Linked DNA regions of Homo sapiens: region 2 is linked to region 1. A link is an interaction called in ENCODE POLR2A ChIA-PET data of the cell type or tissue named here. Cell type or tissue: K562. All regions are shown on one strand. Each heading gives the region's core, and the rest is flanking DNA. Links, peaks and the distances in the headings are about the cores only.

The links. Peaks named below come from ENCODE experiments on the same cell type or tissue, not always from the same donor. Only the 100,000 strongest peaks of a DNase experiment are listed, where the experiment ranks them.
Region 2: POLR2A ChIA-PET joins it to region 1 with 6 read pairs; 9 of 35 experiments call an interaction of 5 or more read pairs at or near these places.

What each region holds. Positions count from the first base shown.
Region 1 is chr19:2,501,018-2,506,387 of GRCh38, forward strand. It overlaps the pseudogene RNU6-993P. Among named protein-coding and RNA genes, the nearest start is that of GADD45B, 28 kb to the left of the region's middle. In K562, for the core only: no CTCF peak of the experiment used is centred there; DNase peaks (open chromatin) are centred at 2,593 and 2,964; H3K27me3 peaks cover 567 bases.
Region 2 is chr19:2,449,953-2,455,322 of GRCh38, forward strand. All of the region lies in intron 1 of LMNB2 (lamin B2), which reads right to left. Among named protein-coding and RNA genes, the nearest start is that of LMNB2, 4.3 kb to the right of the region's middle. RefSeq lists enhancers at 3,030-3,644, 3,645-4,259, 4,316-5,026, 5,027-5,370. In K562, for the core only: no CTCF peak of the experiment used is centred there; no DNase peak of the experiment used is centred there.

The DNA.
Region 1 (5,370 bases), core at 205-5,204:
GGGTGTGGGAGGGCGCAGAATAAACCCTGAGCCTGCCTCATTGGCTGCCTGGGCTCCAGAGCCCTGCCGTTGCTTGTGGAGGACTTTCTGGGAATCACGTGGACTGGCCAGAAGGGCTGGGAACTGGAGAGCAGGCAAGGATTCTGGAAGAGGGGAGATCCCAGTGGGAGGGATTTGAGGCTGGCAGTGGGTCAGAGACAGAAGTCCAGATGGACAGGTTTAAAGTCTCTGCTTAAGGCGGGGCGTGGTGGCTCACGCCTGTAATTCCAGCACTTTGGCAGGCCAAGGCGGGTGGATCACTTGAGGTCAGGAGTTTGAGACCAGCCTGGGCAACATACTGAAACCCCGTCTCTACTAAAAATACAAAAATTAGTCAGGAGTGGTGGCGAGCGCCTGTAATCCCAGCTACTCAGGAGGCTGAGGCAAGAGAATCACTTGAACCCAGGAGGCGGAGGTTGCAGTGAGCCGAGATTGCGCCACTGCACTCCAGCCTGGGTGACAGAGTGAGACTCTGTCTCAAAAAAAATAAATAAAATAAATAAATAAAAATAAAAGTCTCTGCTTAGATAAGCACTATGCTTCTGCTGCCTGTAAATGGCTCTTTTACCCTTTCTTTAGCATGAAAACAAATTTTCTAATTATTATAAACAAAATGTGTGCAATGTGGAGGCTGGCTGTTGGTACTCATTATCCTTCTCTTGCTTGACGTCAAGTGAAAGATAAATTGTTGCCTCTGGCCCTTCCCAGGACCAAAGAGAAGGCACGACGTCAAATGCATCTCCTTGGATTTGGGAGGCAATGTATACTTAATTTGGGTGTGCTTCCCCGGCCTGGTTGAGGAGGCCATCGTGCCCTCCCTCCATCAGTCTGCGCTCTGTGGCATCTGTGGCGTGGACCCTTCTTTGCTTTGCAGAGGCAGAGTGTCTGCATTCGGCATCGTACCCAGCCCAGTCCAGAGTTTACAGTAGGGGTCACCCTTGGAGGTCTGTGTTCTGTGGGTTTTACCCAATGCATGAGGTTACATATCCACCATGACAGTGTCACATACAGTAATTTCACTGCTCCCCAAATCCTCTGTGCTCCACCTATTCACCCTTATCCCCGCTTCCTTCAACCTGGGTAACCCCTGATTTTTTTTTTTTTTTTTTTTTTTTGATGGAGTCTCATTCTGTCACCCAGGCTGGAGTACAGCAGTGCCATCTGGGCTCACTGCAACCTCCGCCTCCCGGGTTCGAGCGATTCTCCTGCCTCAGCCTCCCGAGTAGCTGGGATTACAGGCCTGCACCACCACATCCAGCTAATTTTGTATTTTCAGTAGAGACAGGGTTTCTCCATGTTGGTCAGGCTGGTCTCCAACTCCCGACCTCAGGTGATCCACCCGCCTCAGCCTCCCAAAGTGCTGGGATAACAGGCGTGAGCCACCACTGATGTTTTTACTCATGTATAGCTTTGCCTTTTGCGGAATCTTTTCTAGTTGGGATCGTAGCATGGAGGCTGTGAAGGCTGCAGCTTCTTTCACTTGTTTCCCGGTGTATTCCAGATTTCAGGAGTTATTCGTACAACTCGGCTTGTGACTTCACATCACTCCAGCCTCTTGTTTCTGTTGTTATGTCTCCTTCTCTGACTGACCTTCCTGCCACCCTCTTACAAGGACCCTGTGATGACATTGGGCCTACCTGGATAATCCAGACAAGATCTCTAATTTTTTTTTTTTTTTTGAGACAGAGTCTTGCTCTGTTGCCCAGGCTAGAGTACAGCGGCTCCATCTCGGCTCACTGCAACCTCTGCCTCCCGGGTTCAAGCCATTCTCCTGCCTCAGCCTCCCAAGTAGCTGGGACTAGAGGTGCCCGCCACCACGCCTGGCGAATTTTTTGTACTTTTTTTTAGTAAAGACGGGGTTTCACCGTGTTAGCCAGGATGGTCTCGATCTCCTGACCTCGTGATCCACCCGCCTTGGCCTCCCAAAGTGCTGGGATTACAGGCGTGAGCCACCCGCCTGGCAATTTTTAATTATTATTATTTCTTTTTTAAAAATATGAAATGCTTCATGTCATCCTTACGCAGGGGCAATACTAATCTTTGCATCCTTCCAACTTTTTGAATATGTGCTACTGAAGTGAGCATGTTATAAGGGTAAGGTTTTGTTTTTTTGTTTTTTTTTTTTAATTTTGAGATGGAGTTTTGCTCTTGTTGCAATGATGCGATCTCATCTCACTGCAATCTCTGCCTCCCAGGTTCAAGTGATTCTCCTGCCTTAGCCTCCTGAGTAGCTGGGATCACAGGCATGAGCCACCACGTCCAGCTAATTTTGTACTTCTAGTAGAGACGGGGTTTCGCCATGTTGGTTAGGCTGGTCTCGAACTCCTGACCTCAGGTGATCCACCCACCTTGGCCTCCCAAAGTGCTGGGATTACAGGCATGAACCACTGTACCCGGCCAGTAAAGGCTTTAAATGTTTAATGACTTCAATCTGTTGTGACTTTTTTTCTGTCCTAATAGCTTAAGCAAACCCCTTCTGGAATATCTGAAAAATATGTTGGTGGGTGTATGAGACAGGGCCGACTTCATGGGTGTGCGACTTGTGAGTCACCCAGGGCCCCATGATCAGAAGCGCTGTGTGGTCGGAAGGGCCCCACCCTTGGTTTAATGCTGCTGTCATTGTCTTGAAATTCTTAAACATTTTTGAAAAAGGGCCCTGTGTTTTCATTTTTTACTGAGCCCTGCACGTTACATGGCCGGTCCTGGTATGAGACCCTCTTATGCTCCCCTGCAGAGCCCCTCGACCTCACCCACTCACGGGCTAGCTCCGTCAGGTGTTGACGGATGTCACTCAGGTGTGAGCTCTGCACCTGAGCTCCCCCCTGCACACAGGCAGCCACAACCAGTCAGTGCAGAGGTGAGCCTGTGGCCAGTGAGGAGCCGGTGAGTCAACCTCCTCCCGCCTACGGGCCCTGAGACGCCGGCTCCGTGAGCTTGCGGGGTCGAGGGCGCCTATATTAAGCCAAGGCTGAGGCAGTGACACACCCTCTTATGGGCCTGCTCTCGCTCCCTGCTTCATTGTCCTGGTCTCTCCCTCTCGTATGGAGGATCAGACTGGACTCCCCCAGAAAACAAGAGCATATGAACCTTCTGTCTCAGGCTCTGCCTCTGGGGAGCCCAAGCTATGGTTGGCTGAATAGCAGCCGGCAAAGATGTCCTTGTTCTAATTCCGGGAGCACAGGGGTATGTCACCTTCCACGGCAACAGAGACTCTGCAGGTGCGATTGAGTGAAGGACTCTGAGATGGGAGAGCAGCCTGGATGATCTGGAGTCCCCAGTGTCCTCACAGGGTCCCTCATAAGAAAGACTAGAAGAGGCTGCGCTCCTGGCTGCGAAGGTGGAGGAAGGGGCCCCGAGCTGAGGGATGTGAGCCCCTCGACGCTGGGAAAGACGAGGAGTTGGATTCTTTTTTTTTTTTTTAATTTAAAATAATTTAATTTTAAGTCTGGGATACATGTGCAGATCTAAATGATAGTCTAGGAGAAAATATTTGCAACACCTATAACAGATCAGAATTCCCAAGCCTGCAGGTTTGTTACATAGGTAAACATGTGCCATGGTGGTTTGCTGCAATCAACCCGTCACCTAGGTATTAAGCCCCACATGTTGCTGGGCGCGGCGGCTCATGCCTGTAATCCCAGCACTTTGGGAGGCCGAGGTGGGTGGCTTGCTCGAGGTCAGGAGTTCGAGACCAGCCTGACCCACATGGTGAAACCCCGTCTCTACTAAAAATACAAAAATTAGCTGGGTGTGGTGGCGGACGCCTGTAATCCCAGCTACTCAGGAGGCTGAGGCAGGAGAATCACTTGAACCTGGGAAGCAGAGGTTGCAGTGAGCTGAGATTGCACCATTGCACTCCAGCCTGGGTGACAGAGCGAGACTCCGTCTCAAACAAACAAAAAGCCCCACGTACGTCAGCTCTTTATCCTGGAGCCCTCCCTCCCTTCCCCCTCACCTCACCCCCCAGCGGCCCCAGTGTGTGTTGTTCCCCTCCCTGTGTCCATGTGTTCTCAGTATTCAGCTCCCACTTATAAGTGAGAACATGTGGTGTTTGATTTTCTGTTCTGTGTTAGTTTGCTGAGGACAACGGCTTCCAGCTCCATCCATGTCCCTGCAAAGGACATGATCCCGTTCCTTTTTGTGGCTGCATAATATTCCATGCTGTGTATGTACAACATTTTTGTCTTTTGAGACAGAGTCTTGCTCTTGTCACCCAGGCTGGAGTGCAATGGCGGGATCTCAGCTCACTGCAACTTCCACCTCCCGGGTTCAAGCAATTCTCCTGCCTCAGCCTCCCGAGTAGCTGGGACTACAGGTGCCCACCACCACACTCAGCTAATTTTTTGTATTTTCAGTAGAAACAGGGTTTCACCGTGTTAGCCAGGATGGTCTCGATTTCCTGACCTCGCGATCCACCCTCCTCAGCCTCCCAAAGTGCTGGGATTACAGGCGTGAGCCACCGCGCCCAGCCAGGATGTATCATTTTAAATCTTAGTTTGTGGAACAGTTTTCTAACTAAGCATGTCACAAAACCTAGAGAATCAAGAAAGGAACATGTTGATGAGTTTTGTGTGCCAGACATAAAAATCTAAATGATAGTCTAGGAGAAAATATTTGCAACACTTGTAACAGACCAGAATTAACAAGCCTGCGTAAAAAGTGTCTTTCATCCCAAAGAAATACGCAAGTGATTTAATTAGGAAATAAACAGACTGGGTGCAGTGGCACACACCTGTAATCCCAGCACTTTAGGAGGCCAAGATAGGAGGATCACCTGAGCCCAGGAATTGGAGACCAGCCTGGGCAACACAGCAAGAACTCATCTTTAAAATTTTTTTTTAAATTAGCTGAGTGTGGTGGTGCTTCCATGTAGTCCCAGCTACTTGGGAGGCTGAGGTGGGAAGACTGCTTGAATTTGGGAGATCAAGGCTGCAGTGAGCTATGATAGCACCACTGGACTCCAGCCCGGGCGACAGAGCCAGCAGGCCCTGTCTCAAAAAAGAAAAAAAAAAAAAAAAGAAAAGAAAAGAAACAAAAAGTATGAATAGGCATTTTACATATGAGGGAATAAAAATGTCTCATAATTCTAGGGACCGGTACACACACATATGCTGGAATGCACACACACATCCAAGTGTGTGTACAGAAATTAATATGTAGGCTGGGTACGGTGGCTAATGCCTGTAATCCCAGCACTTTGGGAGGCTGAGGAAGGCGGATCACCTGAGGTCAGGAGTTCGAGACCAGCCTGACCAACATGGCGAAATCCCGTCTTTCCTAAAAATACAAAATTAGCTGGGCGTGGTGGGTGCATGCCTGTAATCCCAGCTA
Region 2 (5,370 bases), core at 157-5,156, 51 kb before region 1:
TAATCCCAGCTACCCAGGAGGCTGAGGCAGGAGAATCGCTTGAACCAGGGAGGCGGAGGTTGTGGTGAGCCAAGATCACGCCACTGCACTCCAGCCTGGGCAACAGAGTGAAACTCCGTCTCAAAAAAAAGAAAATAAAATACATATACATATACATATATATATACACATATATATATATATTCCATTAAAACATTACTCATCCCATCGCCCCAGCGTGACGATGAGCAAAACAACACACAAACCCCCATTGAGGAACATCCTACTGCACACCTGCCCAGCCCGCTCAGGACCAACCAGAACCTCTAACCAGGAACGTGGGGGAAACTATCAGCCTGGAGGAGCCTGGGAGACAGTGACGTAGTCACTAAATGTCACGTGAGATAGTGGATGGGGTCTTGGGGCAGGAAAGGACATCGGGGAAACTGAGGAAGTCTGAATACATGATGGATGTTGCTGGGAGCAGTGGCTCACAGCTGCAGTCCTACAACTTTGGGAGGCTGAGGCAGGAGGATCAGCCTGCCTCAGCCTTCCAAAGTGCTGGGATTACAGGCATGAGCCACCGCACCTGGCATAAGATGATGGGAGGCTGAGGCGGGCAGATCACCTGAGGTCAGGAATTTAAGACCAGTCTGGTCAACATGGTGAAACCCCATCTCTACTAAAAACACAAAAATTGCACCATTGCATTCCAGCCTGGGCGAGCACAGGGCAAGACTCTGTTGCCCAGGCTGGAGTGCAGTGGCATGATCTGAGCTCACAGCAACCTCTGCTTCCCGGGTTCAAGCGATTCTCCTGCCTCCCAAGTAACTGGGACTATAGCCGTGCACCACCACGCCCAGCTAATTTTTGTATTTTTAGTAGAGACGGGGCTTCACCATGTTGGCCAGGCTGGTTTCAATCTCCTGACCTCGTGATCCGCCCACCTCGGCCTCCCAAAGTGCTGGGATTATAGGTGTGAGCCACTGCGCCCAGACGGTTTTTACATTTTTAAATGGCTAGGGGTAGCCAGGAGAGGTGGCTCATGCCTATAATCCCAGCACTTTGGGAGGCAGAGGCTGGCAGATCCCCTGAGGTCAGGAGTTCGAGACCAGCCTGACCAGCATGGTGAAACCCCATCTCTGCTAAAAATACAAAAATTAGCTGGGCGTGGCAGTGCAAACCTGTGATCCCAGCTACTGGGGAGGCTGAGGCACAAGAATCGCTTCATCGCCTGAATCCGGGAGGCAGAGGTTGAAGTGAGCGGAGATTGTGCCACTGCATTCCAGCCTGGAAAACGAGACTGTCTCAAAAACAAAAACGATAAAGGCCAGGGGGGAAGATGAAGAGACTTTGTGACACAGGCAGATTCTATGCACTTCACAGTTCCATGTGTATAAATAAAGTTTTATTGACACATAGCAGCACCCACTTATTCACCTATGGGCTAAGGCAGCTTTCATCCTATGGCAGAGCTGAGTGGTTCAGATGCAGACAGTCTGGCCTTTTTTAGAAAAAGTCTGCTGACCATGCCTGGTCTGCCGTGCTGTGATGATGAGGAAAGTTCTAGAGGCTGGGGCACCTCACAAAGACCCTTTGAGCCTGCGGAACGGGTGTGCCGGGGCAGGACGGCCTCCTTGTGCTTGTGAGGCGCTGCAAAGGGCTGGGGACAGGCTGGGCCTTTTCTTTCATCTTTCACGGCATCTAGCAAGTGCTAGGCTTGAGGGAAGTCAACAAGTGTGTCCACACATGTGGGCCTGGCAGGGCTCAGATAGCCTGAGATGGCCTTTGCCTGGGACCCCTCGGACACACAGAGCAGCATAACTCGGCTGGAGGAGGCCACGGTGGGACAAAATGGCCCGGCTAAGAACTACAGCCCTGTGCAGAAAATGCAAACACCGGCTTGGGGTCACTTCCAAAGTGGACTCCATCCTCCACGCTCGCCTGGGCCGCCTCCGAGACCCCCTCCAGCAGCCCTGAGCAGCCAGGGGACACCGGGGCAGGGGAAGACAGAAGATGCCGAAGCCAGGTCTCCTCCCTCGGGAACGTAAGGCCTGGCAGGGAAGTACCTGGAGTACCTGCCTCTCCCGCGCCTGGACACGGGCCACAGCGCGGCCTCCCTGCACCTGCCCCCGCCCCCAGCACTCAGTGATCCTCCTTCAACAAATACCCATCTGGCCAGCCCCCACCCCACCCTTTCCCAAGCCCTCCAACGATGCTTGTATATGGCGATTCATCCACACCGCCAAAAGACACCCCCTAGTGTCACATGGGAATGTGGAACCCATGCTTGGCCTGGTTTTGTACGAGTGTGCAAGGGTGAACTCCTGCGGGCAGGAAAGAAGTGAGCAAGTTAGCCGGGCATGGTGGTGGGCGCCTGTAATCCCAGCTACTCAGAAGGCTGAGGCACGAGAAGCCCTTGAACCCAGGAGGTAGAGGTTGCAGTGAGCCAAGATCACGCCACTGCACACCAGCCTGGGCGACAGAGAGAGACTCTGTCTAGAAAAAAAAAAAGGCCAGGCATACTGGCTCACACCTGCAATCCCAGCATTTTGGAAAGCTGAGGCGGGCAGATCACAAGGTCAAGAGATAGAGACCATCCTGGCCAACATGGTGAAATCCCATCTCTACTAAAAATACAAAAATTAGCCGGGTGTGGTGGTACACGCCTGTAATCCCAGCTACTTAGGAGGGTGAGGCAGGAGAATTGCTTGAACCTGGGAGGCAGAGGTTGCAGTCAGCCGAGATCACACCACTGCACTCCAGCCTGGGCGACAGAGTGAGACTCTATCTCAAAAAAGAAGTGAGAAAGGCGTGTGTGAGGACCTCGGGGGCCGCCACACACCAGGATGCTGTGAGTCGTGTTATGAGCCTGAAAAAATCTGAACTGAGTCCCTCACGCCTCCCAGCAGGCTCCTCGGCCTGGCCATTCTCATGGGGGCCGTGTTACCCTCATGGAGGCTGCGTCATCCTCGTGGGGGATGGGTCATCCTCATGGGGGCTGCGTCATCCTCATGGGGGCTGGGTCATCCTAATGGGGGATGGGTCATCCTAATGGGGGCTGGGTCATCCTAATGGGGGCTGGGTCATCCTCGTGGGGGCTGGGTCATCCTCGTGGGGGCTGGGTCATCCTCATGGGGCTGGGTCATCCTCGTGAGGGCTGCGTCATCCTCGTGGGGGCCAGGTGATTCTCTTCTCGGGGCGCTGAGCAGTACCCAGCCTCCACCCACGCTGTGCCGATGCCGTCTCCCTCCCAATGTGACAACCAAGGGCATGCCCAGCCTTGGCCAAGAGTCCCCTGGGGGCAGAAGCTGGCCAGGTGAGAGAGGCCCTGCTGTCCAGGTGACCTGCATGCTCTTAGGCCTGACACCCCAGGTCCCTCCTCGTTCAGAGCTCCCTCCCCTGCCCCCATCCTGCCAGCCTGAGCCTGAGGCTGCTCTCTGAACCCCACGTGGCCCACCTGTGTCTAGAAGGCCCCCAGCTATTCCAGGTCACTCCCTCCATGTGGGCCCACATGACGTCCCCCCACCAGCGGCCCCCACCCCAGCAGGCTTCCAACTCTGCTCCCCACTAGCCGGGTTCCTGGCCCACTAGTCGCAGGCGGAACTCCCAGCTGTCCCCTGCCACATGCCCTGCAGACACGGCTGGGTGACAGGGCTCACGGAGGGGCCAGTGTGTCACCTGCTAAATGGCTGCCTTCACTGGAGTCAGACCCGCATTTCACCCAGCCTGAGTGAACTGAGTTGTAAAGGATGCTGCTGCGGCCCCGAGAGGTGGCTGGGCCAGGCTCCCTCTAGGGCACAGGGCCGGTCCAATGGGGCGTCCAGTGGGGCTGGGGCTGGTACCTCCCCAGCACTCACCAGGCCCTGCACCCTCAAAGCTCCCTGCAGCTGTTCGTCCCATTGGCAGGTGGGATAACAGAGGCCCAAAGACAAGAAACCAGCTCTAACCCTGCACGCCACGGGTCCAGCAGGCGGCCTCTAAGTTGGGACAACTCCGCACTGGACAGATGGCAAGATGGAGGCTCCAAGAGACACAGGGGCCTGCCCAAAGCCACACTAATTGAAAAGCAGGGGACTGGCCAGGCACGGCGGCTCACACCTGTAATCCCAGTACTTTGGGAGGCCGAGGCAGGCAGATCACCTGAGGCCAGGAGTTTGAGACCAGCCTGACCAACAAGGCCAAACTCTGTCTCTACTAAAAATACAAAAATGAGCCGGGCATGGTGGTGAACACCTGTAATCCCAGCTACTCGGGAGACGGGGGCAGGAGAATCACTTGAACCCGGGAGGCAGAGGGTGCGGGGAGCTAAGATCGCGCCACTGCACTCCAGCCTGGACGACGGAGCGAGACTCTATCTCAAAAAAAAAAAAAAAAAAAAAGAAAGAAAAGCAGGGGATCCCACCAAGCACTGATCTTCCTTCTACCTCCCTGAAGGCACCAGCTACATTCTTTCAGGTTCCCTGTCCCCAGGGCACTGTGAAAACAACCCACAGGGAGCTACTGAACAAAAGTTAACCTGCTGTGGCCCCACACACAAGTAAGAGGTGGGTATTATAATTACACCCATTCCAAAGGCGAGGGCACTGAGACCCAGAGAGGGTAAGCGACTAGCCCAAGGTCACACAGAGGGTAAGTGGCTCCCAGAAATGACCCGACCCCCTCAACAAGCAGCTCTTCTCCCAGAAGCCCACCACGTCCTCTGATCTCCAGATGGGCGAGTGGGGACTGGGCGCTGCAAATCCCGACTTCGGCACCCAGCTCTCCCAACAGGACACTGGGGCCTAGGGACCCCAGGACCCCAACCCATGGCAGGAATCAAGTGGGTGCTCCTGCCTGCCCCCCGTTCTGGAGTCCTGTCCTTGGATTGGGCATGGCCAGTGGGAGGGACAAAGAGCCTCCCCAGGGTTAGGTTGGGGGGCAGGACAGATTGCACCCAGACCCCAAGACACCCCGACCTCATGTCCCCTTGGTGGGCAGACTTTCCCGCCTCTTCTCCTTCAGTCTGCACTGAAGCCTCGGGGCCCATTCAGAACCTCAACACTTTCCACCGGACCCAAGATCCCAACTCTCACCCTTCCTTCATATTCTCTTGGGGGCAGAACCTGCCAGACCACCGCTGACACCAGGGCACAAATAAGGGACTCCCAAATTTCCCGTGGGACCCCAAGGTATCAGAACCTCTCCCTCGGCCCCCTACCCACCCTGGGCCTGGTGAGAGATGAGGGGCCTAATTCCCACCCCAGTCACCAATCTCTTCTGGATTCATCAGGGAACTCGCTAAAGCTCCAGGGAGAACTGAGACCACGTGACTCACCCCAGAGACTCCAGGGAGACCCCCCACACACCCCATCTTGGGCCTCCTCAGAGGGCCTGGGCCCCCCAGTCTCC